Regions from separate parts of the Homo sapiens genome. Here all the other regions are linked to region 5. A link is a contact called in ENCODE Hi-C or POLR2A ChIA-PET data. All regions are on one chromosome and are shown on one strand. The core of a region is the stretch at or near the end of the contact, and the rest is flanking DNA. Distances in the headings are between cores, read along the strand shown.

The links. A loop is a pair of places that touch in the nucleus more often than their neighbours do. ChIA-PET counts read pairs that join two places held with the same protein, here RNA polymerase II (POLR2A). Pooled maps may share reads with other maps.
Region 1: a pooled map shows a loop between it and region 5 (2.6-fold over the local background). The contact joins two enhancer-like sites. A Hi-C loop is called at or near these places in 10 of 37 single-sample maps with no recorded cell type and 4 of 50 pooled maps. POLR2A ChIA-PET finds 5 or more read pairs at or near these places in 5 of 52 experiments (B cell, BJ, GM12878 and 2 more).
Region 2: a map of head of caudate nucleus shows a loop between it and region 5 (3-fold over the local background). The contact joins two enhancer-like sites. A Hi-C loop is called at or near these places in 1 of 168 maps with a recorded cell type or tissue (head of caudate nucleus) and 2 of 50 pooled maps. POLR2A ChIA-PET finds 5 or more read pairs at or near these places in 2 of 52 experiments (activated CD4-positive, alpha-beta T cell and naive thymus-derived CD4-positive, alpha-beta T cell).
Region 3: a pooled map shows a loop between it and region 5 (2.7-fold over the local background). The contact joins the promoter of C2CD2 here to the enhancer-like site in region 5. A Hi-C loop is called at or near these places in 2 of 37 single-sample maps with no recorded cell type and 2 of 50 pooled maps. POLR2A ChIA-PET finds 5 or more read pairs at or near these places in 3 of 52 experiments (B cell, GM12878 and naive thymus-derived CD8-positive, alpha-beta T cell).
Region 4: a pooled map shows a loop between it and region 5 (2.2-fold over the local background). The contact joins the promoter of RIPK4 here to the enhancer-like site in region 5. A Hi-C loop is called at or near these places in 1 of 50 pooled maps. POLR2A ChIA-PET finds 5 or more read pairs at or near these places in 3 of 52 experiments (H1, HepG2 and Panc1).

The regions. Positions count from the first base shown.
Region 1 is chr21:41,920,207-41,925,090 of GRCh38, forward strand. It overlaps C2CD2 (C2 calcium dependent domain containing 2), which reads right to left. Exons shown (of 14, transcript NM_015500.2): 3 at 1,766-1,879. Among named protein-coding and RNA genes, the nearest start is that of SNORA91, 26 kb to the right of the region's middle. Within about 2 kb of position 1,510, at least 4 of the 41 ENCODE cell types and tissues checked have a DNase peak (open chromatin) inside an H3K27ac peak, as active enhancers do; they include B cell, where a contact is called at or near this core.
Region 2 is chr21:41,899,346-41,904,357 of GRCh38, forward strand. C2CD2 (C2 calcium dependent domain containing 2) reads right to left here. Exons shown (of 14, transcript NM_015500.2): 12 at 2,277-2,404; 13 at 1-17. Among named protein-coding and RNA genes, the nearest start is that of PRDM15, 23 kb to the left of the region's middle. RefSeq lists an enhancer at 1-237. Within about 2 kb of position 1,251, at least 3 of the 41 ENCODE cell types and tissues checked have a DNase peak (open chromatin) inside an H3K27ac peak, as active enhancers do.
Region 3 is chr21:41,951,186-41,956,599 of GRCh38, forward strand. It overlaps C2CD2 (C2 calcium dependent domain containing 2), which reads right to left and starts at 2,833. Exons shown (of 14, transcript NM_015500.2): 1 at 2,185-2,833. The coding sequence starts at 2,463. RefSeq lists enhancers at 1,805-2,579, 4,935-5,014 and a silencer at 2,456-3,125.
Region 4 is chr21:41,763,257-41,768,375 of GRCh38, forward strand. RIPK4 (receptor interacting serine/threonine kinase 4) reads right to left here and starts at 3,796. Exons shown (of 8, transcript NM_020639.3): 1 at 3,604-3,796. The coding sequence starts at 3,785. It overlaps LOC102724800 (a long non-coding RNA gene), which reads left to right and starts at 3,911. Exons shown (of 5, transcript XR_937745.3): 1 at 3,911-3,978; 2 at 4,603-4,761. RefSeq lists enhancers at 310-909, 353-647, 910-1,508.
Region 5 is chr21:41,830,910-41,835,980 of GRCh38, forward strand. PRDM15 (PR/SET domain 15) reads right to left here. Exons shown (of 24, transcript NM_001040424.3): 11 at 4,528-4,615. Among named protein-coding and RNA genes, the nearest start is that of PRDM15, 46 kb to the right of the region's middle. RefSeq lists enhancers at 2,570-2,639, 3,420-3,539. Within about 2 kb of position 2,693, at least 5 of the 41 ENCODE cell types and tissues checked have a DNase peak (open chromatin) inside an H3K27ac peak, as active enhancers do; they include B cell and GM12878, where a contact is called at or near this core.

The sequences.
Region 1 (4,884 bases), core at 260-2,759, 88 kb after region 5:
GGGCCTGGCCGGACACCTGGCCTCCTTCACGATGGCATCACCAATCTGTGCTGTTTTAAACTGTTCAGGGTCATTTGTTTCCACAGCCATAGAAAGCTAATATTGCATCCTTTATTCTTCAGCTAGATGCTCCGTCCAAAGCAAAAATCTTAACTTTGCAGATCTCCATTCCTTCCCCACTCCTAAACAAAAGGGAAGAACGACTTCAGACTATCTGAGTAAGTGGACTCTCACCTCATGCTAGAAGCAGGGTAAGAGAAAAACGATGACTTCTACTTCATAACTGTCTCCAACCTGCCTTCCTTGTCTGGTAATTCTAGGAAAAAAATTAGGTAATTCTAGTGGAAAAGTGCACTTTAATTGTTTTGACACAGACAGCTCAGTCGATGGAGACCACTCTTGCATCTCTGGTTGGAGGAACATCAGAGAAGCGGGAACGCCTCCTGCCGCTAGCATCAATTATTTACCCATCTCTAGCAGCTGCCTCTGCGCTGAGAGGTAATCCACATATTGGTTCCTAACTGTGTTAACAGATCAAAGATACAATTGTGTTCCTTCTGTGTGAGCTGCTTAAAATGGCATGAATGCTTTGATATAATAAACACAATGTCAGAAATGACATTTCTTCATTTGTGTTTGTGATCCTCTCTGGTCTCATTCAGTTCCAAAACATGCATCAAATGTTGGGTAAATATGACCCAGACTTTGCAGGTTATTTTCTCATCACATTGTCCAAAACATCTGGGGGATGTAGGAGAGCATGAACGCCTCACAAATCCACGATGCCAACTCTTCACCTCTTCAATTCCCTCAAAGGGGGTGCTGCTGGAGTGGGGCTGAGGAACTAGCGGGGTGGATTTCAGAAAAAAGCCACTTAGGTAGCCAGGAAATCTTGTTAGTGCTGGCTATTTAAAACCATGCCTTTGTAGGAAAAGCATACAGGATGTCACCTTCCCTTGTGATTGGGAATTCTGCATGACTTGAGCTCATCCCCCAAATTAGGAGTCAAGTCCAAGGACACGGGACACGGGAGATGAAACAGGGCATTGAACTGGCAGTGACCCTCGAAACAAGCCCAGACATCTGCAATTTTTAAATACCAGCTAAAGAGGAACTCCAGTGAATATCTGGCCGGATGTGAGAGACGCACAGCTCTCTGATGATTTGGGCAACCAAAGTCTCACTGGGCTTATTGTAATTATTAGAGATCCGTAAGTCTCTCTCTATAAAATTATAGAGATGTGTAAAATTATATATATGTCTTTATTCTTATGTCTATTATGAAAACATGGAATAATGGTAATACTAATTTTTTAACTTATAAAAATAATAAGGGGGTTCTTTTTAAATCAACTTTGTCAAAAACTGAAAAGAGGAATGCCCCACGGCAGCCACTCAGCTGTGTTTCCAAGCTGCAACCAGCGCTGGATTCGGAACCAGAACTACTTTTCTCCTCTCAGATGCCACCTGCCTTATCATATCCGTCAACAACACCCTGCCTCATTCAAATGCCCGAAAGAGGCAACCCCTGAGTTTATTATAAATGTATGTGTGTGTGTGTAGTGTGTGTGTGTAATGTGTAGTGTGTGTGATCATTTCCTACATAGAAAATCCTATATGAAAGGTTACAGTTTGAAAATTATGACATGAATGATAATTAATAAAAACATGAACGTTACAGCCCTCTGACTCACACCATGCTCACTCTTCACATTTCTGAGAACTGTGACGGGTCTCATAACTTGCAAAGTCTACACATCTTTACCTGTAAATGGAAAGGGGAGAGCCGCATGTCGTACAGCCGGCATCCAGCACCCAAGGCAGGCGTCTCGCTGACCAAGAACTGAATAGCCTGGCCCACCACGTGACAGACCACCACCTGGAGGAGGCACAGGTAAGGGAGAAAACTGTATCCAAAACAAAGGACAGCGCGTGCATACGCATCTTCTTCTTCTTCTTTTTTTTTTTTTGAGACAAGGTCTCACTCTGTCGCCCAGGCTGGAGTGCAGTGGCGCGATCTCAGCTCACTGCAACCTCCACCTCCCCAGCTCAGGCGATCTTCCCACCTCAGCCTCCTGAGTACATGAAACTACAGGGGTGTGCCCCCACACCCACCTAATTTTTGTTTTTGTCTTTTTTGTAAAGATGGGCTCTACCTGTATTACTGAGGCTGGTTTTGAACTCCTGAGCTCAAACAATCTTCCCACCTTGGCCTCCCAAAGTGCTGGGATTGCAGGCATGAGCCACTGTGCTCAGCTGCCATAGGCATCTTTTTTTTTTTTTTTTGAGACGGAGTCTCACTCTGTCACCCAGGCTGAAGTGCAGTGGAGCAATCTCGGCTCACTGCAACCTCCGCCTCCCTGGTTCAAGTGATTCTCCCACCTCAGCCTCCCAAGTAGCTGGGATTACAGGTGTGTGCCACCATGGCCAGCAAATTTTTGTATTTTTAGTAGAGACAAAGTTTCACCATGTTGGCCAGGCCAGTCTCGAACTCCTGGCCTCAGCTGATCTACCCACCTCAGCCTCCCAAAGTGCTGGGATTACAGGTGTGAGCCACCACGCCTGGCCTAGGCATCTTTATATCAAAATAATCTGGACTTTATATGTTAGCAAGGATACAAATTTAGAGTTTCAAAGTTGGATAAATATTCAGATTAAAACCTTTTCTATAATATAGTTTGAAAACCAGAAACAATGTTTCAAATCTTTGCTTCCTGATGACTTTCTTAGCAGCTAAAGTCTTGACCAAATCTAGTTATCATGCGCTTTCCACATGTAATACAGTCTTTTTCCTTTTTTTTTTTTTGGAGATGGAGTTTCACTCTGTCGCCCAGGTTGGAGTGCAGTGGCACAATCTTAGCTCACTGCAACCTCCGCCTCCCGGGTTCACACGATTCTCCTGCCTCAAACTCCCGAGTGGCTGGGTTTACAGGCGTGTGCTACTACTCCCGGCTAATTTTTTGTGTTTTTAGTAGAGACGGGGTTTCACCATTAGCCAGGAGGGTCTCGATCTCCTCACCTCGTGATCCGCCCACCTCGGCCTTCCAAAGTGCTAGGATTACAGGCATGAGCCACCGTGCCCGGCCAACAAAGTCTTTTTCTTTAAATATCATCTTGTTCTATTTCTCCACAATAGCTGATTTTTAATTCCCCAAATGTTTCCACATTCATACACAGTCAAAGCCATTAGCCAAGTTCTTTTGCTAAAAATGAGTCTTAAAGAGAAAGTAAGTTATAGATGTTAGAAGTAAAAAAAGTTTTCTTAAATTACCCAGAACACAATGGGTTGCTTCCACCTAAATAATTTCGAGGCGATCATGGTTTTCAAAAAGGTGGGAGTAATTGGAAAAACATACAAAGTATCAAACAATTATAAAATTATGCAGCCGTACCAAAACCAGAATTATAAAATGAGCTCGTTGAAGAAACTGTCAGACAGAGAAAGATAATAACCTCAGGAATAAACCAAACTGTGGTTTCCTGACATAAATCATAATCATACAGTATTAAGAGGGGTGCTTTTCACAGCTACCATGGCACAGAGAGAGATCTAGTTTCTGCCACAGATTCCTCTACAGAAGCTGATGTAGAATGAGAGGTCAGACCCCTCCCCGCTCCCCTCCCGGGGGCAGAGGGCCAAGCAGACACGTGTGGGATAATTACCAGGCCAGGTGCCAGGTGTGTACTGGCCAGGAGGAGGAGAGGGGAGGCCAGGGGCACAGTGGGCTGGACCACAGGGCAGGCACAAGGGGGTTCCGTAGGTGGCCAGTGTTTGGCCAAAAAGCAAAGCTACCAGGAGCTGAGGGTAAGTCAGACTGACCTCCTCATTCCCAAAAGAACCACTGACTCCACTGCAGGGAGTCACAGGACAGGAAGAGAAAATTCTTTAATTCTCTGGTGGATTTATCAGAATCTAAAATACCAAATGGAAAGATTATCAAAATAATTACTCAGTCAGGGCCTGCTATTCCCCCAAGTTCAGGGCTAGGACATTCCCCTGTACTTTCTCATCTGCTGGCTCCTGGCCGCAGCCAAGCCCTGGGTCCAGCTCTTCCCACCAGTGGCCCATCCCACTCTGGAACAAAAACGGAACCTGGGCACTAAGGCCCGGGCAGGGGTCAACATCCAATATCCACAACCAAATACCTCAATGCCACAGAGCTAGAAAAAGAAAATCCTGCCTTCTCTCAATATTGGCAGAAAGTCGTGCAACTCTTTCTACCGGTTCTTATAACGCCACGTTCAGAAGACTGATACACATGAGTTAATTACATATTTCCATCATCTCCAGAGTTCACAAAGGGCCAGAACAAAAAAATGTTTGTATAAGAAATGTTGTCTATTCATGTTAAAAATAAATGATCTATAAACAGTCCTTTACGGAGGAACATGCTTTGTGGCCAGATGAGTTACACGCACCAATGGCATGACACTGAGAAAATTCCCTGTCCTTGGTCTCAACAGCCCACTCCTTTTACTGCTTAAAGTAAAAAATAAAAAATAAAAATAAATTTAAAAACCCAACCCTGACTCTGAGCACTGCATAATTCCTCTGGAGCCTTCTCTACTAAGCTAATCAGCATTGTACCAAGAAAACAGACTCAGAGCCTCAACCCGAGCAAGAAAGAATTTCATTTTCTTTCGTATCCAGTTCTGCAGAAAGCTTCCCACCACGCACTCCCTGATACACAGAGAACCAAGCACTTGATTAAAAGCAAGCAAATAAATAAGTAAATAGATAAAAAGACTTTAAAACTTCTAGAATGCGGGACTCCAAAGCTCATAAGTAATCACTGAAGCCCCATCACTAAGGTAATGTAATCTCTACATTCTACTCTAGGACAGAATGTGTGATGTCTTTTCATAGTAACCCCCTGGCGTGTC
Region 2 (5,012 bases), core at 1-2,500, 67 kb after region 5:
TCCTGAGATAGTGAGGTCTGTCAGGGGCAGTGGGGAAGATGACAAGGGATACATGAAAGGAAGGGAGGGTTTGAAAAGAACTGAAAAGCACTCTCCAAAACATTCTGACAGCTGATTTCAAAGTCTCAGAAGATGCAGCCGTGGGCCTCATAGAAGGCGCTTATACATCACGGCCGTTGCTCATGCTTGGGTTAAAAAAGGTCTCCCTTACAGCCAGGGCTCAGGATCCCTAGGCAGCTGGGGGTTGGCCCCCGGGGCTCAGAGGTTAACCCTCTTCCTCTCACAGATGGGCCTAGCGGTGGGAGCGTTTGTGGCAAGCTGCAGAAATGAGATGCGAGAGAGAGAGCCCGTCCTTCAGAGTCCACGACAGCACAAAGGAAATGGCCGTGGGTGTTTCGGGTTTAGCTGTCTTTGTTCCTACACGTTTATGTTACCTGCAAGTGGAAATTCACCGGCACATCCTCTCAAAAATTATATTTTGTGTAAAAATATTTAAGCACTAAATGAACCTCTGAGAGTCGGGATAGCGCTTCCTTGGAGGGGGGAAAGTTTGGGGAGGAGGGCACGGGGGCTCCCTTCCTTGGAGGGGAGAAAGTTTGGGGAGGAGGGCATGGGGGCTCCCTGAGGGCCAGTCATGCTGTTCTTGGTGTGGGTGGCAGTGACACAGGCGTTTGCTTAGGGACAACTGTGCTGTTCTGACTTAAGTGCCAGCCTGTGGAAGCGCCCACTGACTCAAGATTAGATAATCTCCCCGTCTCTACTTAAAAAAGTACAAAAAATTAGCTGGTCGTAGTGGCGGGCGCCTGTACTCCCAGCTACTCAGGAGGCCGAGGCAGGAGAATGGCGTGAACCTGGGAGGCGGAGCTTGCAGTGAGCCGAGATTACGCCACTGCACTCCAGCCTGGGTGACAGAGCGAGACTCCGTCTCAAAAAAATAAAATAAAATAAAATAAAGATTAGATAATCTGAGCACCAATAAAAATAATCACTGCGGTGAATTCAGAACATTAAATACTAAGATCCAGGAGTTCTTTGTGATTTTTAAATATGATCTTAGAGAAAGTATAGGGGAGATGACCACGAGTCTTGTCCTTATTTTGCTCATTCATTCACCCAAGAGCGAAGAAAACCCAACTACTGGGCCCCGGACTTCCAGAGAGGTCATGGATCCCTGCTGAGGGCCCCTGGAGGGGCTCAGGAAGCCCCCAAAACACCACCCGCCTGCCTCTGGGACGTGGGGCAAGGCCACCCTCTGGGTACAATGGCAAGGTTGATGACTCATCTCTGGCACCTCCAAGGTCCTGTTCTGGCCTGTCTCCCAGCCACTGAGGAATCCATCTTCTGCGTGCCCTCTGCCCACCCACCCACTCTTTTGTCCAGAATTCTTCCTCATCCCCCTCCTACTCCAAATCAAAATCTTCCCAACTCTCCCTCCACCTGTTCATTTGGAAATGTCAAAAAAAAGTAAGGGCCGGGAGCAGTGGCTGACGCCCGTAATCCCAACATTTTGGAAGGCCAAGGTGGATGGATCGCTTGAGCCCAGGAGTTCAAGACCAGCCTGAGCAATGTGGTGAAACCCCATCTCTACCAAAAATACAAAAATTAGCCAGTCTCATAACAAATTAGCTGGTCTCAAAATAAATAAATAGATAGATAAAAATTTTAAAATCAATTTTAAAAAATGTAATAAAAAGAGTAAGGATCTGTAACATGGCCCTTCACCTGAGGGGCTGGCCTCTCCACAGCTGAAACCACACACTTGCCACCACCTGCTCTGAGCGGACGTCCCAGAGCGGGAGAAGGGGGAGAAAGGGAGTGCGGTGTCCACGGGGGACACTACAATGTTCATTTCTCTCTGATTACAAAAGGAATAAACATTCACTGCAAAAAAGTAAAAGGCTTTGGAAACGTGTCACGTGGAAAGTGAAAGTTCCCCGTGACTGGGTGGTGACGAGAGCAGAGGTTCTGTACCAAAGGGGAGTCTTACATCATGTTCCTCTCTTTCGATAATTTTTCTTGAAATGATTTGCCAACCTCTCAACGTGTAAAGCGTCCCTGATTAGAAAGTCTCCCATGTCCTTGGTGAATAGGATAAACTGTGTAAACACAACACCACACATGACTCCTTTGTGGGGTGAGGAACATAATTTGACATTTGTAAATGGAACTCTCTGGACGTTAACCAAGTGCTTGGGCTAACTTCTTCAAAGGGCAGAGGAGCAGCAGGTCACTGACAGATGACCAGATGAACACCTCCCCAGCCACCACGATGGTACCTTGGAGATCCCTGATATGATAATAGTGCTTTTCTTCCGTGGCGACTTGAGTTTCAGCTTTGAAGATTCACTGAGCTGTCGAATGGCCACTTCAGCCACTGGATCCGAACCATTCAACACCAACAATTCTACCAGAAGGAAGGCAGTGTTAAGTTCATCAGCAAAAATTAAAGACTTCCATGGGAACTTCCAGGGATAATGGAAATGGTCGATAAGCAATGGTTAGCAGATATTTTCTAAAAGGGGCCAAAGGGTCAATTGTTTAGGCTTTGTTGGTGGTCTCTGCAACAACTTCTCAATGCAGCTTTTATAGAGTGAAACCAGCTAGAGACCACAGGTAAATAAATGAGCATGGCTGGGTTTCAGTAAAACTTTATTTACAAAAACAAGTGACGGGCCAGATTTTTCCTATGGGCCATAGTTTGCTGTTTGCTGACCCCTGGTCTACAGCTTGATTCCCTGGGTGGTTACAAGATACTCACTGAAGTGTCTGCTTAAGATTCACCGATTTTATTTATTTAAGTTATACCTGAATAGAGTTGATGGAAAATGGCAAAAGCAAGCAAACAACAAAAAAAAAATATCTAACCCTTTGGAAGATTTTGAACTTTGAAAGGCAAGGTAGTGACTCCTTTTCCCTCCCAAGAGTGCCTAAATACATAGAATAGTAACTAGAGCTATGAAGGGCCAGTTAATAAAAGCACCTCCTTCCCCAGGTTAATAACAACACACACCAGCCAACATCAATAGAATGCTTACGGCAAACCAGGTGCTGTTCAGAGACAGAGCTCTGTGCACATTCTCTCATTTACTCCTATTCCACACCCCATGAGCAGGTCCTTCCTTTTATCCCATTTGACCATTGAGGAGTATGTCCAGCAGCCAGGAGGCCCCAGAGCTGAGATGACCAGCAGGTCTCTCTGACTCAGAGCTGATGCTTGTAACTTACACTTTCCTGCTCAGGTAAAGTCAAAATGGCAAAGCTATTAAAGTAGCAGGATGGTAAAAGGAACTTCTGTCTCGGTTTTGGCCATGGCCTGAGGCTTACAGATGCTGCATTTCCAAAGGGAGTCAAGATAAGACCACAGAGGCCAAGAACCGGTGACAACAGTGACACTGGGGAATAATAAATAGATACTTGGTCTTCCTCCCTGGTTCCTGGCACAGAGAACAAAAAAAAAAATCCTTTGAATTCCAGAGCCACGGAGCTGGGGCATCCTTCTCATTCCTAATAAGCCCCTGCACCCCATCCGAGTGAATGCTAATGAGGACGGGCACTGGATGTCAGAGGCACCAACCCTGTGGTTAGAAGGCTGGAACTTTCTGCCCTCCTCTCGCCTGTGGGGAAGGGAAAGGGGCTAGAGATTGAGCTCAAATCACCAAAGGCCAATAAGTGAATCAATCATGCCTACATACCTACTTATAGAAGCACCATAAACCCCCTAAATGACAGGGCTCAGGGAGCGTCCAGGTTGTGAACCAACGCATGCACGTACTGGGAAAGGGGCGACTCCACGGAGATCAAAGCTCCCACACTCAGGACCCTCCCAGACTGTGCCCTGAGCCCCTTCATCTGGCTGTGCATTTGTGTGATAATAAACTGGTAAACCCAAGTAAAGTGTTTCTCTGAGTTCTGTGAGCCATTATAGCAAATTACGGAACCCGAGGAGTGTGTCATGGAAACCCCAATTTGTAGCCAAGTGGGACAAAAGTGTGGTAACCTGGGGACCCACTATTTGCACCTGACATCTAAAGTGGAAGGGTGGTTTTGTGGGGCTGAGCCTTTCACCTGTGGGATCTGAGCTAACTCCAGGTAATGCCAGAATTGAATTAAATTGTAGGACACCCAGTTGGTGTCTGCAGAGAAACAGAAAATTGCTTGCCATAGAAAATCTACACATTTGGCGTCAGGAGTGTTGTGAGTAGAGGAACAGATTTTTGTTTAGCCACTGACCCACACTGAGAAGAGAGAAGTGCTGGAGAAAGGAGTTGGGGAGGACTCCTTAGGAGAAAGCTGTGCTGTAATTCCCAAAGCCACCAAGGGAGACGTGTCGGGAGCACGTCCTCCTCACGCCAGGCCCAGTGCTTCTGTTCAGTCCCCCGAGAGCCCGGTCCAGGTGCCAGGTGCAGCCTGCACCGTGGCAGGTGAGCCTGGGGGCCGGCTCCATGGACCATGCATCAGAACCCACAGTGGGAACATCAGCCTAGGTCTTTTAAGAGGGATCCTGCCCACGTGACAGGACCCCGCAGCATGGGCAGTGGGGGCACTGCCAGGGGAAGAAACTGAGGAAGGGGCATCAGGGGCAGCGGCAAAAGCATCAGCGGCATTAGTACCAGAGCGGCTCCAGCTCAAATAAGGGCTGGGCAAAATGAGGCTGGGATCCCCTGGGCTGCACTCCCAGGAGGTGAGGTGCCCTTACTCACAGGGTGAGCTAGGAGGTCGGCACAAGACACAGGTCACAAGGACCCTGCTGATAAAACAGGATGTGGTAAAGAAGCCGGCCACAACCTACCAAAACCAAGACGGCAATGAGAGTGACCTCTGGCTGTCCTCACTGCCGATGATACACTGAGGATAACGCATTAGCATGCTAAAAGACACTCCCACCAGCACCATGACAGTTTGCAACTGCCATGGCAAAGGCAAGAAGTTACCCTACGTGGTCTGAAAAGGGGAGGAATGCTCAGTTCTGAGAAATCGCCGCCCCTCGTAGAAAACTCGTGAATAATCCACCA
Region 3 (5,414 bases), core at 1,583-4,082, 120 kb after region 5:
ACCTGCTCACCCACAATGCCATCACTGACACGGCAGCGACGGCTCAGGATGCCGGGAGGGTGTGTGACCGTCACTCACAGGGAGCCCAGTCACCCAGATCCTATCTGCCTGCAAAACCTTCCATTTGAATGCAAATCAAATGACATTCCCAGGCATCAGGGCTGTGTTCCCCCACCCCCGTCCCCAGGAAAGTAAGCAATACCAAAAACTGACATCACAGAACTAATGGACTATGTCCATGCAAAAATGCCAGAGATGGCCCTGGGTTGCTTTGAGCATGAATCCGGGACACTGTTGCCTCTTCCAGGCAGGAGGTCAGGAGAGACAGGTGTCTGAGACTGCAGTGTGTGGCCAACAGCAGAGAGAGAACAGAGAAGGCGCAAACAAGGTGAGACCCTCTCTCCTCTCCCTGAACGCAACCCCTCCCTGCTCCCACACAAAGACTCAAGTAAAAAGTTTTCATCCAAAACTTTCAAATATTTCTTTCAGTGTTCTCAGATTGACTTGACCAGCCTAAGACAGATGCCAGGGACATCCTCTTCTCTGCCTCTCAACACTTCAGTCAGATGGGAATATGGAAGGATCATATCCAAGAGGATCATATTTTCTGAAGCCAATCCATAGATGTCAGGAAACGAACCATCCCAAATATACAGGAGGTAGGGTCACTGCCTCTAAGCCTGAAACTCCAGAGTTAGAAGCTGAACTTAAAGGTCATTCACCCAACACTTGCCTGCCTCCTACAAAGGACACAGATGAGACTGGTGCCCAATCAAGCCACCAGCCTGGAGGGGACTCAGCCTCAGAAGCCTTGATTCCAGGTCAGTCAGGGGTCAGTGATGGCAGCTTCCTGGGGAAATACCTGCATTTGCTCCTGGATGTGAGGCCAACAGGGGTGGAGGGCTCCCACAAGAGACAGCTGGTTTCCCTGAGACACTCTCCAGCTCTGGACAGCTGAGGCACAGATTCTGGGCACCAGGACAAAAGTCAGTCAACTGACCCTGAAGCCTTTTTCCTCCAAAAAGTACAGTCATTTATGTTCTTTTTCAAGAGTTCAAAACAAGGTCTCTTGATTTGTTGGATGGCTGCTAACTGATAGTCAAAGCTTTTTTGTTTTTTAATTCCATGGCCATGTCTTCCAAGGCCATGCACAAGGACCAGGCACAGGGCCCGCCATGGAATATTTTGAAGGTTGATGGGGCCGGACATTGAAAATGAGCAATTCTGCTATTTCCACAGCGAATGACCACTGAGCTGCACAGGCATGTGCAGGAAACTGTGGCCTGGAAGGGCGGAGCAGCGGCCAAGACTAGGGGTGCCTCCCCAAACCCACCCAGGCTCCAACTTCTCCTGTGAAATGCCTAAGAATAGTACATGCCAGGAGCTTGTCGTTATACTAAGATGTCTTAAAAGCAAAAATAAGTCAACGAGTAATCAGCGACTACAGAAACACCCACAGGACTGTGAGGCAGCAGAGGTAAGACACGAGGCCCTTAGCTTGCAGGCCAGGGCAGCTGGATTCACATGCCAGCTCTGCCGCCCACGAGCTGTGTGGCACTGGGCAGGCTGCTTGCCCTCTCCGGGCCTTGGTTTCCTCATCTGTAAAACAGTGATAACACCCCTGTCCCGGGAGTTGTGAGGATTCAGAGATGGCAGACGCACCGAAAGCCTCGGTAGGATGTCTGCCCAGCGGCTGGCCCTCAGCAAACGGTCACTATTTTTATATGCCAAGAAATGCAAGTCTTTGGAGATAAATTCTTGGTGAAATTCAGCTCTATGAGAGGCGGAAGCACATTGGGGTCACAGCTATTCATGTATCATGTGCAAGCTCAGTAAGTGTCCGATCGGGCACGGGAATTCGCCCCGGGACTCCAGGCAAGGCAGGTACTGGCTGGCGCGGATGAGCACTTCTGACGGTCCCTCCAACTGCCAGCCTGTCCCTCGCGGAGCCCAGGGCCTGGAGCACCTGCCGTTTGGAGAATAAAATCAATCACTTTGTCTTGTCTCTCCGTCAAGGGGCCTCGCTCCCCCGTCTCTCTCCTAACTCTCGAGGATGGTCTGCGCTGGGGGGAGGACTCCCTTAGCCTGGGTCAGGGGCTGCAGCGACGCCTCCAGGAAAGACCTCGGCCCGGACCGCCCGCCCCGGCATCTGCCGCCCCCCGGCCCGCAGTCCCGGAAACTCACCCCTTTCCTCTCGGCCTCCTCGTTCAGGGCGGTCACCCAGGCCGCCTGCCACTGGCTCCTCCAGCTGCCCAGCGTCAGGATCCAGGAGAGCAGCGCGTCGGACCCCGGGCGCGGCCCCTCTCCAGGCTCCACCGCCCGCCGCTGGGGCTGGGGTCGCGCCCTGGCCAGCGCCCACTGCGCCAGGTACAGGCCTACCGTGGCCAGGGCCGCGACGAAGAGCGACACCAGCGCGAGCCACTGCGCCTCCCCGAGCCACGAGCCCAGCCGGGCCATGGCCATGGCGCATCCCCGGCCCGCCTCGCCCCAACTTCCCCGGCAGCCCCGGGCCGGAACGGCGGACTCAGGACACGCGCTGGCTGCGGCCACAGCGCGCTGGGGGCGTGGAGGGGGCGCGGCGGGGTCGGAGCCCGGCGAGGAGCGTGGCCGGGGGCCTCTGGGCGGGCAAGCGGGGAGGAAACGCGCGGCGGCCGCGGCCCGGGCTGGGCGCAAGCCCCGCACACCTGCGGAACAGGGGCGCGAGCGGACCCCGCGGCCCGCGCTCCCGACTCGGCGTCTGGGAAGTTCCTGGGCCGCTGCGGGCCGCGCTTCCTCCTGCGCGCGCCGCCCCGGGCGTCCCGCCCGCGGCCCAGCGGTGGCCGGAGGAGGCTCTGGCCGCGGGGCGGGGCGGGGCGGGGGCGGTGCCCGAGGGAGGGGGCGCGGCCGGGCCTGCGGGGGCCGCAGTCCTCCCCCCTGCTCCCAACGCGGCGTGCCCCCGCCCCCCTAAAGGCCCGGCCTTCCCGGCCCCGCCACGTGCGCGCGTCGCCCGCCCCTCCGGCGCCTGCCCGCGGGCCGCGAGGTGACCCGGGCCTCCGGATTCATCAGCCCAACCCCGGCGGCTGCTGTGCGGCTGCTTGGCTTGGCTCGTGTGCGCGCTTGCACAAGTGCGTGTGTGTGCACATGTGTGAGTGTGCGTGTGCACAGCGCGCAGTCAGGGTGATTTCGAGGACTGCCATTTGCTCGCCAGCGAGACAGGATCCAGGCTCAGTCCTCGGAAAGTCCCTGGAAATCCGTGGCTGCCCCTGGAGCCAGGGGCTGGGCCTGCCTTAGGGGGCGTGCTTCTCAGAGGCAAGGAGGGGCTCAGCACCAGGCCCAGGCCCTGCCTTCTGTGTGGCTGTGTCATTCATTCAGTGTGCGGGTGGGGCGGGGGTGCATGTGGTGTGATGTGTGTGGCGCATGTGGTGTGATGTGTTGTGGGTGTGGTGTGTGGTGCACAGGATGGTGTGAGTGTGTATGTGTGGTGCATGGGTGTGGTGTGTGTGTAAGCGTGGTGCATGTGGTGTGGTATGTGTGTTGCGTGCCAGTGTGGTGCATGTGGTGTGTGTGATGTGTAAGCGTGGTGCATGTGGTGTGGTGCGTGTGTGGTGTGTCGGTGTGGTGCATGGGTGTGTGTACGTGTGATGTGTAAGTGCACAGCATGTGGTGTATGTGTGTGGTGTGTGGTGCACAGGATGGTGCGAGTGTGTATGGTGGTGCATGGGTGTGTATGTGTGATGTATAAGTGCAGTGTGTGTGGTGTGTGTGTGTGGTGTGTGTGTGTGATGTGTAAGCGTGGTGCATGTGGTGTGGTGCGTGTGTGGTGTCGGTGTGGTGCATGGGTGTGTGTACGTGTGATGTGTAAGTGCACAGCATGTGGTGTGTGTGTGTGGTGCATGTGGTGTGTGTGGTGTGTATGTGTGATGTGGTGTGGTGTATGTATGTGGTGTGTCAGTGTGGTGCGTGTGTGTGTGGTGCACAGGGTGATGTGAGCGTGTGTGTGTGGCACATGGGTGTGGTGTGGTGCTGTGTGTATATGTATTGTGTAAGTGCGTTGCATGTGGTGTGGTTTGTGTGTGTGGTGAACACGGTGGTGTGTGTATGTGTGGTACATGGATGTGGAGTGTGTGTATGTGTAATGTGTGAGTGCGGTGCATGTGGCGTGGTGTGTGGGTGGTGTGTCAGTGTGGTGCATGTGGTATGGTGTGTGTGTGTGTGGTGTGGTGTGTGGGACATGCCCCTGTGCCCTCCTCTTGCAGAGTGGACGCGGTCCTTAGGGAGTGCCATAGAAACATACTAGCCTGAGATTCTCCGGGGCCTAAAACAGGCCTAAACCATAAAAAAGTGATTCCCCTGTTATTTTCTGCAGCTGTATTAAGGGGACTTGACCTTGAAAGGAATTAGATAGACTGAGCATTTGGCCTTCTCTTCCCTAGCCAGGAGTCTGCTGCGGGGCCAGTGGATGGTCCATCAGAGGGGATTCTGGCCCTGAATCCGTGGGCCCGGATTTTCTTCAGGAAAGAGGAAGGAATGGCACAGCAGCTGGACGGAGAGCCTTTGTGGGGAACAGGATAGGACGCTGTCAGGGAGGTGAAATTAGACGGGGATTGCCCAGGTGAGCTGGGGATGGACCCTTGCGAGCCAGGTCTGTTATCAGAAAGTGGAAATAAGAATGAGACTATCCATCCTGGCTAACATGGTGAAACCCCGTCTCTATTAAAAACACACACACACACAAAACTCAGCCGGGCGTGATGGCGGTCGCCTATAGTCCCAGCTACTCGGGAGGCTGAGGCAGGAAAATGGAGTGAACCCGGGAGGCGGAGCTTGCAGTGAGCCGAGATCGCGCCACTGCACTCCAGCCTGGGCGACAGAGCGAGACTCCGTCTCAAAAAAAAAAAAAAAAATTAAGAATGAGACCATCAGCATCCTGCAAGTGACCCATGTGTTACACACGAGCGCTCCAGTCTGCCGCAGCCTCTTAAGGGTGGGGGGAACTGCTCTTCTTTTCTTCTATTCTGTGTTATTTTAGGCAGAAACAAAAGAAATCCCTTCTTATTTGGCAGAAAAGTCTAATTATGTTCTGACCTGTAGCTAGACCTATGCAGTCAGATAATTCGAGTCCTGCTGGTCCCCTTGCCAGAATAACCGGGGTGAGGAATCCGAGGGCCCAGTGTTCCCCGTGCCATGTGTGCACACAGGCCGCCTGCGGCTGTGTGGGCAGTGACGAGAGCCTGTCCTGTGTGACCGGTGGAACCCGTCTCATTCCTTCAGGTCTCAGGTGTGCTGGCCCATCCCACTTACTTATTTAGAGGCTTGTAACAAACTGTAAACTAACCAGCACCCCTAGTTTGGGATTTGTCACACTTCCATGTGACAAATTTTCTTTTCTTTCTTTCTTTAATTTCTTTCTGTATTTTGAGGCAGAGTCTCACTTT
Region 4 (5,119 bases), core at 2,546-5,045, 67 kb before region 5:
CAAAGTGTATTTCGCCCTCCCAGGGAGGCCAATGGAGTAGCGAGAAATACGAGAAATATCATCACACCAATCATCTCTAAAAGGAACTTCTAAAGAAGTCCCAAGGTTCTTCTCCAGGCTCAGAAATTCCAAAGACCTGTGGACCAGGCCAGCTGCGGTTTCCCCTGCAAGCACGCATCCTGGAAAGGGGGAAAGAACTGCCCCGGGACATGGTCTTGTGCAAGCGGAGAAGCAATAAACGAAGGGAAAAGTGAGAAGCAGGGAGGTGGGGGAGACGGTGAGACCGCTCAGGTAACAAAGAGCTCCGAAGGAGAAACCTAGCAACTACCTTCAGGAAAATGCAGCCGGAAAATGTGTTTCATCATCTGTTAGCTGATGCCTCTCAGCGAGGCCTTCTGCACACCAATCCAATTATGTTCCCAGGGAGCCTCGGAGGGGTTCCCACACGGCTATTTTTAAAACTGACAAGAAACGGGCTTGTCCAATCGTCAGCTCTGTTGTTACAAACCTGGGGTTTGCTCAGGCTCGCCCCGACCAGCCAGGGCTGAATGTGGCAGGAGCGTCTCCCAGCCGGCGCCCCGCAGGCACTGGCTTCTTCTGAGCATCCCCTTAGCTGGGGGCTGGTAGGGGAGGAACGGGGCCTTTGGGATCACTTTATTCTCTCCAAACTGGTCACAGCACCCATCCCTACACCCCACCCTAGGCCCTGTGACCCCCACAATGAGGGTCAGCCAGGGAGGCCAGCTGCCTCTCCAAAGCCACCCCACAGGACCCTCCGAGGCACCGAGCCCCATGATGAAGGTAATCTCAGATCAATGGGGTGTCACCTGTGAACTCCCAGGAGGGCCCCCTGGCAGGCACTTCCTGTCCCTGGGAGCCTCGCTAAGTGTCTGGGGGCTGGGCGGCCCCCCAACCTTTCCTGCACAGAAAAGCAAGCTCACATGGCCTGGCGCAGCCTGCTCATCAAACAAGCCCCGAGCAGGTGCTGTGGCCAAGGGCCGGCTGAAGGCCTGGCCCAGGGGAGCTGCAGGGAGCCAGGAGACCCCAGACCACCTTGAGAGGCAAGCAGCGTTGGCCAGTGAAAATCAGCCTCACCTGCACCTGTACCTGTGGTGGCTCCTATGTAACAAGTGGACTAGACCATCACTGACCCCCAGCAGCCTGGAAGAGGCCCAGACCCGTGTGTCAGGGGTGAGAGGGGCTGTCCCTCCGAGAAGAGAAGCAAGACTTAGGCAGAAGGGGTACAGGGCCGGGGGCTGCACACAAAGACCCTAGGAGAATCCTATGCCCCAATTCAGGGAACATCTTGCAAATATGAGGGGCTGGGGTGGGAGGCAGCTCGTCAGAAAAGCACTGAGAAATGTGGCAGGGCAAGTGGCACAGCGACTACTTCAAGGCCTAGGTACAACCTTGTGAGACTGCAATGCAACCAGCTCCTGGAGCACAGTGGGACTGATGTACATTCCTAACAAGAACCTCAGGCTCAATACAGTCAATAATTAACCTAAAGGAATCAGCTTCACAAAGAGCCAGGGTTTGACCAACTTCTCAGAAAGATCAGCCACTGCTGCACATGGCAAAGCCCCAACCTACTCTACCAGGCCCAGCAGAGCACAGGAGGTGAAATGCTTCCTGCTAGGCGATGCTGACCTCGACCTAGCCACCTGACATGCCACCACCTGTCTGCTTTGGGCAGGGTAGGAAAGGCTTCCAGTTAAAGTACAAAACACTTTTCAACCAAGCTATGCAATATCCTAAGTGATCCACCTTAAGTGGAGAAAGCCTCCCTCCAACCAGGCCACCCAAGAAATAAGGGACTGGTCGCTAGAAATAACAGAAGATCCTAAGGATGTGAGCTGGTGAGTCAGTCCAGGTAGGTGCTTGTTTACTTTGCTCTTCCAATATAAGAAAGTGGTGTGAAAATTTTCACTGATGATTAAAGCTCACACACATCCCCAAGAGATAAAACGAATGCCCCTATGGAGAGGGTTCCCTTTCAGAACCTAACCACTGGCTGGTATTCAAAGTGGTTTGGATTTCATCAAAATAACCACAGCACCCCTCCTGGCCTGAGAAGTTCCCAGAATCTGAGGCAGGGGAGAAAAAGTGCACAGCCTGGGCCAGCATCTCACCTTTGAACTAGTGGTGATTTGATGACACTCGTCACCACTCTACTGGTGTTTCCAAGAAACACTGGATTTGAGGGTTACGGCAAAAAGCCACCACTATCTCTGCTGTGTAGTCTCCTAGCCAAGGACGAAAATGCAAAGGGAGAGGACAGGCCTCTCATCCACAGAGGCGTCACAGTCACGGTATGGGGCTGCAGCACGCACTGCCACCCCAGACACAGGCATCACAACGATTCTGCAGAAAAGCTGGGGCTTAGCGGCCCCATCACTCAATCAGCCGAGCATTCGAAACCAGGTCTGCCAGGCAGCAAAGGCTAAATGGTATTTTAAAAAGGTGTCGCTTCTGAGTGTATGTGTTCAAGGAATCTCTAGGTAAAATACAAGCATAGCTTCCATGTAGAAGGTAAGCTTCATTAAAGGATAAATAATTAAAACGTGCTAAATTGAGCCTTACATATGAACCATCAAAATCAACTGTAAACAGTGAAATCTACAACAACAAAGAGGTACTGTTCAAGAACATTCTCCCTACCTCTCAAATTATGCACAGACGACAACCGACCCACCGAATTTAACACGGGCGGCTCTGCGTCCTTCCCATTCGTCTTTGTTACCTTGAACACTCCTGCTAGGTAGGTACAGGCAGGTTCCATTCTGACTTTTGGACTGGGAAACTGGGGTGCAGGAGGGCCCCATGGCACGGCCACAGAACTTGAATGCAAGGCCCTTCCCTAGCGGGTCGGTCTCGAAATTAAGTCAGCTAAAACGAGAGTGTGCGGCGAGGAAGCGCTGGGCGGACGGATCAACACCCCGGGCCCCGTGCCGGACCCCACTGCCAGGCCCGAGCCCCGGAGCTCCACCGCGCAAGCGCCGGGCGCCCGGGAAGCCTCGCCCGAGCCAAGCCGAAGCTTCCGACCGAAATAATTACAGTCTTACACCAATTTGTGTTCCAACGTAAATTACTAAGTAAGTCGAACGGAGGCTAACTCCACTCACAAAGCCCAGAGGCCCACATGGCAATTTTTCTAAGCCCTGCGCAGACCGCAGCGCCCCGGTGGGTCCCGGGCGGGCCGGACGCGCCTCCCAAGGGCGCGGGTCCGAGGCGCAAGGCGAGCTGGAGACCCCGAAAACCAGGGCCACTCGGGGAGTGTCAGGAAGCACGACTGGGCGCCTTAGGACGTCCGGGCAGACGCGGCCCCCGAGGAGCCCCAGAGGAGCCCCAGAGGAGCCGCCTGACCCGGCCCCGACGTGCGCGATCGAGCCCGGGCTCGCCAAAGCCCCCGCGCCCCTCCGGCCCGGACAGGCCGAGTGGACATTGTCGGAGCCCCGCGGCCTCGCCGGCAATTGGTTTCCCCCCCGAAGCTGCTCCGGGGGTGAGTTCGGGAGAGAGAGGCAGGACCCCGGGACCAGAGCACCCCGACCCCGACCCCAGCCCGGGCCCCAGCCGCCCCAGCGCCCCGCCCGGGCCGCTCACCTGTCGTCGACGTGCAGGCTGGGCGAGCACTTGATGGCCAGCCAGGTCTTCCAGTGGACATGGCGCACCTTGTACACCTGCCCGAAGCCGCCCGAGCCCACCTTCTCCCAGCCCGTGAACTCGCCCGCGTCGAAGGTGCGCAGCAGCGCCAGGGCCCATGGGGTCCCGCCGTCGCCCTCCATCGCGCACGTCTAGCCAGCGCCGCGGCGGCTGCCCAGGTGCCCAGGTGCGCGCTCCGCCCTGTTACGTCACTTCCGTAGGTCGTCCCGCCCCCAGGCCCCGCCCACTTACCCGCCCCCCGGGCGCCCTCTCTGCCAGCGCCCGGTGACTGCGGACGGATGAATAGACGCTGCGGGTCACTGCGCTCTCCCCTGGGTGAGCAGAGCTTCTCACGCTTCTCACGGGTCTCGACGTGCGCATCAGCTGCCCTGCTTTTCTTTGCTTTTTTTTTTTCCTTAATTGCGGAGTCACATGCAGTTGTAAGAAATCATTCACTTTGCCTAGTTTCCCCCAGTGTTACCACTTTGCAAAACTTTGCCAAAAAAAAAAGTCCAATCTCACAACCAGGATATTGACTTTGATACAGTCACCGATCTTATTCAGTTTTGCCGTTTTACTCGTCTTCCTTTGCATGTATTAGTTTTACACAATGTAATCATCTGTGTACCTTCCCGTATCCACCCCCACCTGGCCACTCCTGTGGCGATTTTACAGCCGCACCCCGGAGCCCTGGCATCACTAATCTTTCCTCTATTTCTAAAATTGTTTTATTTCAGAAATGTTATGTTTAGATACAGGAATCATACAGCGCCTAATTTTTTGAAATTGGCTTTCTTCACTCGTTAGTCTAATTCCCTGCAGGTTCACGTCTTGCTTTTTTACACGAGTTTCCTCTCAGAAAGTAACTTTTTTTAAAAAATTACCCAACAGCAAATCTAAAGTCCATTTCAAATGCAAGAGTTCCCTCATCCTTTCCTAAATAACAGCCTCTTTTTACAGGTAGAACAGATGGTTTGAAAAGGAAAGATTTTTTTTTCACATATGGGGAAAAAAAATTCCCAGCCTTGGAAGGATATTTGGGTTAGAGGCCGAAGTGCATCACAGATCACGCACGCGTCCACACCTCAGAAAACACTCACTCATTCCTGAGACGCAACGGTGAGTGAAGGCTTATTTTTGGCCACAGGAGATTAATAATGAAGACAGGAGGGCGGAGCTAAAGGAGAGGGTATTTTAACGACATTAACTGTGTTTTTGTGTTAGTAACTCGGAAAGAGAGAGGCTGCCCCAAGTCAGCGCATTGAAAGCCGCAGACCTAGTGTCTCCAGGCTCCCCCTTCCAAACGGGCGCGGACCTTCTTTCATAGCCTGTAGCGGGGAGCCGCGTCTCCCCACTGCCTCCCCACTCCCATCCGGCCGCTCTTTGGAGGGAACTCACACATCCCAACATGACGATGCTTGCTCGGGGGGCCTCCTGGGGGGACCAGGGAGCCACTTCCTTTCCCACATACTCCGGA
Region 5 (5,071 bases), core at 1,443-3,942:
CAGTCCCTCACCCTGCAGCAGCAGCCCCAGGTCCCCTCGCCCTGCCCCCATCCATCAGATGTCTCACCAGTTGACGGCGACCCCGGGGCCCAGCAGAGCTGCATTCTCCTCCCTGTGTCGCCAACGTGGGAGGACATGACAGCTGGGTGACCCAGGAGCGGGGCACCAGAGCAGACTGCACTTCTGGGCCCCTGGGCTCTCACCCATGGACCAGCTCCCAGGCTCAGTGTTTGCCAAATATACAAATCCCCAAAACTGCACTGAAAGCTGCCATTTGTGCAAAGCAGCCGCCCTGCGCCTGTCCCTCTCTGCTGCCCGAGGGAGCCGCCACAGAGTGTCTCAGGGTCCCCCTGTCTAGGGTTTCCCTGCCTCAGCGTTTTGGGCCAGATCCTTTGTTGTGGGCCACCCTGTGCACCGTGGGATGCTGAGCAGATACCGGGCTTCCACCCAGTAGGTGCCAGGAGCACCCCTCCCCACCAAGGTGTCTGCAGACATTGCCGACAGCGTCCCTTGGGGCAAACGCCCTCCACTCTCCACCCCCGCCAGGTAGAGATTCACTGGCCAGGGCTCACAAAATGAGACTCTCTGGGGTGGGCCTTGGGCCTCCGCATGTGTCTGGCCTCACTCAGGTGATCCCAATGTGCAGCCCAGGTTGGGGGTGAGGGAAGCAGACAACCTCCCCCGGGAGAGCCAGGCGCTCTCAACTCCTCCCAGCTGGGAATGGACAAGGCATGGCCGACAGCGAAGACAGGAGACAGCAGTGGGGAAATCTATGCCCCATGGGTGCCACCCTCAGGACAGGGGAAGCGCTGGGAGGGGACAGTCCCCTCCCACAGCTCCAACCACGGCAGGACAGTGGGAGGTGGCCTCTGCCAGGGCTGAACACAGTAGAGGTGGCCCTGTGCGAGGCTTCTCTGCCCACATCCCACCCCACCTGCAGCGTGACCTCAGCCCAGAGCCAGCCTCACCTGGGCCATAAGAGGAGCACCGTGACAGATGCTACGCTGAGTCCCAGCCTAACATACTGCTTGCCTTCCTTCTATAAAGTGAAACATTATCCATACAGCCACTGCCCTCAGTTTCGTTTTGGCTTAAGATTTGATGGGCTCTGTCCGGATCCACACGACCGCATGGTATGTGTCCTTCACACACTGCGTCTGAGGCGTGCGTGTTTACAGTGCTGGACGTTTTCATGATCACTTTAATGGCTACGTGATATTCCATCCAGCTCACTTCTCAAAACTCACTTTGCTATTTTTGACACTGTAGATAATTTAGTGATGGAATCTTTAGTAATGCAGATTTTTTTCTTCTGTCAAATCTCTTTATCATGAATTCTTAGGAATGGGACCACTAGAGCCAAGCGCTTTGTGAAAGGCCACACCTTACAGCGCTGTGGCATCAGATTGCCACAGGCCACACCTTACAGCACTGTGGCATCGGATCACCACAGGCCACACCTTTACAGCACTGTGGCATCAGATCACCAGAGGCCACACCTTACAGCGCTGTGGCATCGGATCACCACAGGCCACACCTTACAGCACTGTGGCATCAGATCACCACAGGCCACACCTTTACAGTGCTGTGGCAACGGATCACCATAGGCCACACCTTTACAGTGCTGTGGCATTGGATTGCCACACTCCCCTCAACCTGGGCCTCCTGAACAGCATAGGTGAGCCTCCCTCCCAGCCAGGCACTAAAGAGCACAGGTGAGCCTCCCTCCCGGGCAGGTGCTAAAGAGCACAGGTGAGCCTCCTTCCCAGGCAGGTACCAACCAATACAAGTGAGCCCCCCTCCCAGGCAGGTGCAAATCAGCACCCATGAGCACCCCCTCCTGGGCAGGTGGCTCCACTAGTCCTGCCGCCCCGTGGAAGGCAATGGTGCTGCCAAGAGCTTCAGCTTTCTCCCTCACAAGCCCCTCGTGACCATGGAAAGAGAACCTACTTCAGGCCACTCCCCAGCTGTCCCGGACAACTCTGCCAAGCCGAGGGTGGCTTCTCCCGCAGCCACCCACTCACTGCCAGTTCAGGAACCCACAGGGGCACTGGGTCCCAACAATGCTTCTCCCTCCAATAACCCTGCGCCGAGGGGATCTAGGTTTATGTCTGAATAAATGAGCCACTGAGAACAGCTGCCTACTGGGGTCTGACGAAGGGAGAGGGGTGCAGGGCACCTGGGGATGGAGAGGGGATTATTGGGGGAGGCTGGTGGGCCGCATTTTGCCTGAGGGCCTGGACGTGAGCCTTTGCTATTCCGTAGCACAGTACTTATGGTCAGACACAGCACAAGGAACACGAAGATGAGTTACACCAGCACCTGGTCACACCACAAGGGACAGGCACCACAACAGGTCCCATGGAGGGAGCTTCAGAAAAACCCACAAGACTGTAACATTTTAAAACTGCCCCCCACACCCCTCTCCAGGGTGTGCTATGAGTCCTCGAGAGAGGGTGACACAAAGGCAACAGTGACCCATCCCTCTGTGCCCCGCTGGGGACCCCCACTGCTTGGGCCTCCAGTGCCACCCACCACTGGGAATGGGGAAGGCGTGACTCCCACATTCTTGGTTTAATTCTTGGTACAAATTCTTGGTTTAATTGTCTAAGGAAGATACACATTCTCTTAACTTCAATACTATAAATAAGTATAAGAGCATGCAAATCATATATTATGCAAACAAGCTCCATTTCAAGGTTTTTATCCTTTCTGTTCAGTCTAAAACGGGTAACCTTTGAAACTAGAACATCTCAGGGGAAGAGGTGGTGCGATGCAGGTCCCTGGCGCTCTGCGGGTTCTAGGTGACTAACAAAGGCCAGCACCTGGCCTAACAGCACCTCTGGCTGACAGGAAGCTGCTGCTGCCTTAGCCGCTTCTAGTACTTTGTTTTATTTGGGTCCAGAGAAATAGTTGAAAATATCAGAGGGCAATGCCTCTTCCTCAACCTTGAGTCTGCCTCACCAGAGCGCCTTAGCTGGTAGCATCACTCTTGGGAACCCCGAAACCCTCGCCTGCTACACTCCTGCAGGACTGCGGGGACCCCAAGGGGAGGTTCGCAAACAAGATGAAGGTTCATCTGTCTGGCCGGGGCTGCGTTAAGTGGAAGTCTTCAGGGGACTGTGCCCCAGGTTTCTTGGGAATTCTTGTGATAGGAGGGCTTAAAATGCAGGAGGTGCGGCACACTGGAAATTCATCCAGAAGCTTCTGGAGGCCACCTCATGCCAGACATGGATCCTTCAGAGCTGCTAAAGCTTAGGCAAAACATGACTCATTCCTGCCCCTCAGAACAGTCCAACCCCAGGAAGAAGGCATCAGGGAGGAAGAACCAAACCCTGGTTTCAAATAGGAGCCCTCAGAGTAGAACTAGCCAACCCCACCAAGGGCCCCCCGCGCCCAGCAGCTACGGCAAGGGAGCAGGGCCTCTCACATGGCCCATGTGCGACAGCCCTGGTCAGAGCCCCTGGGAGTCCGCTGCTGCAGGTGCCCTGTTCTCAACACAGGGGCGGGTGGCACCTTAACAAGAACAACACAGAGATGCAAGTGACAGACACAGAGCAGGCGGACAAGGACGGGGTGGGCGTCGAAGGCTAACCTGGTAGGTCTCTAAGCCGACTGCCGCCGGGCCCCCCCTCTCCAGGGTGTGCTATGAGTCCTAGAGAGAGGGGGACACAAAGGCAACAGTGACTCACCCCTCTGTGCCCCGCTGGGGACCCCCACTGCTTGGGCCTCCAGTGCCACCCACCACTGGGAATGGGGAAGGTGTGACTCCCACATCCCAGAGGGTGCACGTCATCACTGCAGAATACAGGGGCGTCCTCGGGCCACGTGGAGAAGCGCAGCCGGCAGGACGGCCTTGGCTTTCCTTTGGTCTGTTTACTTGCCAGCAGCAAATTCGGCCAGAGAGACAGGGGCCTCAGACGCCCCCCAGGCCCGAAGAGGCCACCTCTCCACTACAGGCTGGTCCAGGCACACCCGGCTTCAGGCCTCACACAAGGAAAATGCTTTATTTTTGGAAGCTGGTGCACACAAGCAGGCTCAGAACAAAAAGAATGCGTGCAGGGGCAACCCCGTTCCACCCTGGACGCCGCAGGAGATGTGGATGGAGGAGGGCTCGCGGTTAGGAACAACCTTTGCAAGCAAGCGAGGAGCGCTCACACTCCTCCAGCCATTATCCTGATCTTTTCCTTTCTTCCTCAGACGGCCCTAGAAAACATTGGACACTGCTGCTCCCTGTTTTTAGCCAGAACGGACCCCGGCTTTACAATGCTCTCAGTGTGGGGCCATACGCAGCTCGGCTGACAAATGCAGGAAGAAAATCAATCCCTTTTTACTGGAAAGTTTCCATCTGTGTATCTTTAGGGTAACAACTGCTTTGAAGCAAAATGGACAGAGGGAAATGTTAAAAGTGAGGCTGTCTATTCATGAAAACAATCTTTACTTTGGCCTAAAGTTCCACGGTCTCCGCGGCGTATCTAGAATCCGTACCGCACAGCGGCCGAGGGGAGACGTGACCGGCGCCCTCACCTGTCCTGCAGTTGTGGAACTCCAGCGCGCTCTCGATGCGGAAGGTCTTCTCACAAGTGCCGCAGCGGTACCTGTACTCGCCGTCCACCTGGTCAGAGGGACACGCCGTGAGTGAGATGGCCCAGCGCAGAGTCCACAGATGCCGAGCCCCCGACGTGCTGCCCGGGCGACTCCACGCCTGTGTCTGTTATGACTCTGACCTCCACCACCCTCCCGCTCTATTTAGGAACACAAAGGATGTTTGCTCTTGCTGTTCACCTGCCCTAGAAAGGGAACTCCACACTCAGGGAGCCCCACTCCAAGCACCAAACACCCCCATTCTCCTGACTCTTCCTGCTGCGCTTGTGGGCATCTGACCAGGACGAGGGGCTGACAGGTGGCCCAGGGACGCCAGGACACCCACAGCCTTCACCCGCTCTCATCCCTCCTGGGACTCTCCCTTCTCAGGGACACCTGGGCACCCACAGCCCTCGCCCACTCTCCTCCCTCCCCCACAGGGTTTGGCCGCTCTCCTCCCTCCCCCACAGCCCCCGCCCACTCTCCT